Regions from separate parts of the Homo sapiens genome. Here region 1 is linked to region 2. The links are chromatin loops, found by intact Hi-C in ENCODE. Cell type or tissue: Calu3. All regions are shown on one strand.

Evidence for each region. Peaks named below come from ENCODE experiments on the same cell type or tissue, not always from the same donor. Only the 100,000 strongest peaks of a DNase experiment are listed, where the experiment ranks them.
Region 1: a loop joins it to region 2, with 2.6 times the contacts of the local background. A loop is called at or near these places in 5 of 110 quality-filtered maps.

What each region holds. Positions count from the first base shown.
Region 1 is chr10:15,459,981-15,462,480 of GRCh38, reverse strand. No RefSeq gene overlaps it. Among named protein-coding and RNA genes, the nearest start is that of FAM171A1, 90 kb to the right of the region's middle. In Calu3, no CTCF peak of the experiment used is centred here; a DNase peak (open chromatin) is centred at 970.
Region 2 is chr10:15,714,958-15,717,457 of GRCh38, reverse strand. All of the region lies in intron 2 of ITGA8 (integrin subunit alpha 8), which reads left to right. Among named protein-coding and RNA genes, the nearest start is that of ITGA8, 3.7 kb to the left of the region's middle. In Calu3, a CTCF peak has its summit at 1,485 (motif pointing right); no DNase peak of the experiment used is centred here.

The DNA of each region.
Region 1 (2,500 bases), 250 kb after region 2:
TTATATTCCAGCACTGGCATTCAGAAGTCTTGATATTCCTGCATGTATTTGAATCTCCTGCTTGTTTTAATTATGTTCATCCAATTCTAAGTGATGCATCATCTCAAGCATGACCAAGAATGGAAATATTTCTTTGTGGAATTTTTTAAAATCTTGATTGCTGCAAGGAAAATACCTTAAAGAAAACACAGTATCTTTCCAAACACAAAAGATTCCTGTAACTTAGACCATTCCTGAAATGGAATAGTATTAGTGTTGTGGCCTATTTGCTCTATTCCTAGTAGTCATGATGATACACCCCAAAAGGACAGAAATCAGAGGGAATGTATGAACAGAGCACAGGAAACAGGACCAGGAAAGCAGCGAACTGGACCCCAAAAATATTTTTCATGTCTTCGTTTGTGAGAGGAAAGAGCTGTTTACTCAAAATGCTGCTTCAGGGGACAAGAAAACAGAAGAGAACAATGACCTGGTGACCTCCATGAATTGCTGGCTGTGGCTGAGCCTCTCAGCTCTGTCTGCAGGAAGCCAGCTATCCAGACTCCAAACTTCCAGCCCTGATCGGTACGGGTGATGGGGCAAGCCTCGAGCAAGAAAGTCATGAGAATGCTATTAGCCACATCCAAAGTTCAGGCTGACTGTTTCCTCCCTGAGCATTTGGAGAGCACACGCAGAAGCTCTGAGGCCAAGAGGCCAGACCTGCTGCTTGTAGGATTGGGAGACAGAGAACGTTGCTTCCCTTCCCAAGGGAGTTGATGACAGTGGGTGGTCAGCTTTGGCTCAGAGTCCTGGTTTCATGGGAAATCCTTGTTTTTTCTGGGTCACTGAGTTAGTGTGCCTTGGAATTACGAGACAGACAGGAACCTGACACAATCTCTGAGTGCATCCTTCTGCCCTCAGGTTAAGATCACCTTGACTGGTCTGTGATGTTCGGGTGACATTATAGCCTTCTTGAACTGTGCTGTATTGCCCCCTGCTGAGCAGCCTGGTGATCCACCCAGGAAAATGGCTTTTAACTACACCCAAGCTGTCCAGGACTTAGTGTGATGAGACGCTGAGTCACTATGAATAGGACATCTGTTTCTTTACTGTTTCTTTAGACTGTTCCTGTGATTGAGATGGCTTTGCCCTTATCCATTGACACTCTTTTTTAATACCCATGGTGACCTGCCCATGAGAACATGGCTTGGGACATATCTCATCCAAGCATGTCTCTGGCTATAGCAAAAATCACAGATCCTGGCTGGGTGCAGTGGCTCACACCTGTAATCCCAGCACTTTGGGAGGCCAAGGCAAGAGGATCACTTGAGCCCAGGAGTTCAAGACCAGGCTGAGCAAAATAGCAAGACCCTGTCTCTACAAAACAGTTTAAAAATTATCCAGGCATGGTGGTGCGCACCTGTAGTCCTGGCTGCTCAGGAGGCTGAAGCAGGAGAATTGCTTGAGCCCAGGTGTCCAAGGCTGCAGTGAAGCCAGCCTGGGCAACAGAGTAAGATCCCATGTCAAAAAAAAAAATCATATATCCTAAGGATTCCAAAAAAAAAGGTCATTGGATTCTAATATGTATCCAGTACTCACATCCCCTTTAAGCCTCCCTGAACAAGTATTAGTCAACCTGCATTTAATTATCTCCAAGGATAGCGGCGGTTTTTTTTTCCCCTCTGGGAGCAGTTGCTTCTGCACGAAGATTCTTGTTTGTTGTTGTTGATGTTGTTGTTGTTGTTTTTGAGACAGATTCTCACTCTGTCACTCAGGCTGGAGTGCAGTGGCACATTCTTGGCTCACTGCAACCTCTGCCTCCCAGGTTAAAGAGCTTCTCCTGCCTCAGCCTCCCAAGTAGCTGGGATTACAGCTGCCCACCACCGTGTCTGACTAATTTTTGTATTTTTTGGTAGAGATGGGGTTTCACCATGTTGGCCAGGCTGGTCTCCAACTCCTGACCTCAGATGATCCTCCCACCTCAGCCTCCCAAAGTGCTGGGATTACAGGCATGAGCCACCAAACCTGGCCTTGCACTAAGAGTCTTAATGTTAAGTGAAAACAGGTTTCCCTAAGACTTCTGCTCAAGTTTAAGTTCTAGAGTGTAAAAATCACATCCTTCTAATCCTTCTTATTAGGGTTGTATTTCACTATGTTCCTCCATTTCACCCATGAGTTTACCATGAGTAGTCTTGTCAAATCCCTTGTTTAAATCCAGAAACACTATACCATTCCCTACAAACTCTGCCACCAAAAGAAGTTAGTATGACCAACTTGTTCTTAGGGAACAGCTGCTGGTGAGCTCTGCTTTCTTTTTGACAACTCACAAGTCATTCCTTTAATAATCCACTTCTCCAATCTTACCCCGGGGTTTATGTGAAGTTCTGTGGCTACAGTCTCAGAATATTTGAGAATGATGACTACTCTCTAATATACACCTCAAACACATCATTCTATTGAGGATCCAAACGTTCCCACGATTTCCTTTGGTGTCATTTGGTGTAAAATCCCTGGAAAGCAA
Region 2 (2,500 bases):
ACTTTCTAGCTACTGCTCTCTAGTTTAAGAATAAGCTTCGTAAACCAAAAGAATTAAACATTTAAACACAAAATTAATGCCATTTTAATAATTCATATCCGAATCATTTGTATTTTTAAAAGTATTTTAAAGCAGGCCAAATAAAGACATGAATCATTAACATTATTTGAATTTACATTAAGGAAAGTATATTTTGAGACATGGTTGATGTGTTTTCACCAAGAAGCAATTTATGGTCGTGGAAAAGAATTTAATAATCTTCTTGTATAGTCTCATAACATCAAATCAGGATCTGATTAGTATTTTTTTCTTTTGATAAAGGAAGAATCAATGTCTGCCCTGATAAGTTACAACTGACTTACTTTGTAAGTACTCATCCCAATAGATGTCATAGGCCAACAGATTAAAAACCAGAGAATCCAGATGTCAACTATGAATTCAAAAAATAACTGACCACTCCTAACTGAAAATTTTCAATATTAAATTACAATAGGTAGGCCAGGCGTGGTGGCTTATGCCTGTAATTCCAGCACTTTGGGAGGCCGAGGCAGGTGGATCACTTGAGGTCAGGAGTTCAAGACCAGCCTGACCAACATGGTGAAACCCCATCTCTACTAAAAATACAAAATCAGCCGGGCCTAAGGGTGTAATCCCAGCTACTTGGGAGGCTGAGACAGGAGAATTGCTTGAACCCAGGAGGGAGAGGTTGCAGTTAGCCAAGATTGCACCATTGCACTCCAGCCTGGGCAACAAGAGTGAAACTCCATCTCAAAAAAAAAAAAAAAAATACAATAGGTTATATTTTCCAAGTTCATTCTAAAGCAATTGCTTGAAGCCTTGAATTCACTCTCCCATACAGAACTAATGCTGAAAGATGTGCTTTGGTTTCCAGAATAGCCCACAGGAATGCATTTAACCCTTATTGTAGCTGAATTATATTTGCAGTAAAACAGTAGGGGACAAACTAGAACAAGTTGGCAATTAAACAGAAAAATAATGTCCAGAAAATGTCAGTGTTACTTGGAGAAGACAATGTCCTCTTTTGTGTAGGTTAGGAAAATGTCTAGATATCTCAAAGGGCTTTAGAGATTGATGCTGCTCATTCCACACTATGTCTTATTTTACTTCCAAATATATAGTGGTTTACTTGATAAATAGATGAATGCACTAATCCTACTATTATACTTATCAACTACAATCATAATAATTTCAGAATTCACAAATGGAACAAAGTGAGAGAAAGAAAGGGGAAGAAAAATCAATGTTCCTGAAATAATTGAACAGGAAATTTAAAAAGCAAGGCAGGAAAGGCTACACAAGTTTGTGAGAAATGAATGGTCCATGACAGAATGAACAAGGCTGTGACCTGTGAAAGACAGGGAGGTCCCACTGGGGAGGAGAAAGGAATTGTTGGGAAAAGAAAGTTCCCCATGTCGGCCATCAGGGGGTACTATGGGCCCAGAAACCTTGATTGCCAGTGGGAATGGCCTGAAAATGGGTGTGGGGAAGGAATCCACAGGGTCACAGCTCAGGTGTTTGCTACCAAGTGGTTGCTCACCCTCTATACCTCATCTGTGCCAATTGCTTTGTCCTTATACCCTCAGATAGTGGAACTGGCAGTGGCAGCTACTTGATGCAATGCTGTGCAAGTGAAGAAGGCACAGCAGATGCCAGTGTAGCTATTTCCATTCTGAACATCCACTTCGTGGACAAAGTAGAATGTTAAAACGAAAGATGAAAGGTGGAAACAGACATCACTGGCTCTGGGTCCTGAAGTCAGTGTTGCCAGAGGCATCCCATTTACAGATCGCTACTATGTACCAGACACGGTACACACATTGTTTCTACTACATAAAACAAATCAAAACAACTATGTAAAACTCATTCTGTAAATAAGGAAACTGACATCAAAGGTATACCCAAGACCGTACAGTGGTAGGTGGTAGAGGCAGGACTGGAATAGAGGTCTGCCCAGTTCGCAGCCTGCTTGTTCCCCTCACCTTCCTTCCAGAAATGGGGAGAGGATTGACCCTGATAGACTGCAAGTTCAGGATTATGACTAAGCCCCCAAGGAGCTTTGGAAGGCTATATTTGCCTTCCCTCCCTCTCCTCCATTCCCCTACTCCAGCAGTGGCTTTACAATTCCATTTTAAATTATTCTCCAGAGAGGGGTTGGAAAGGATAAACAGTTTTGGTGGAAGCATTGTAGAAGCAGGGTTTGTCTTGGTGGGAATGATGGGTCGCATATGCCCCTGGTTTGCTCAGACTCCCACAGAATGCCCCTTCATGGTCTCTGATAAGCTGCCTCCTGAGTTACTCTCTGCTCAGTGCCAGTAACGTACTGTTCTCCCCCGAAAAAAAGGAAGAAAAGTTCTCTGCTTAACTAAGTAGTGGCCCCAAATTGACATCCGCATAATGGAGTGTGATGTGTCAGGCATAAAAATGTATATTGCAAATATTCATCTGTCAAGACATCAGTGACTTTCCTGGTCTTTTACCC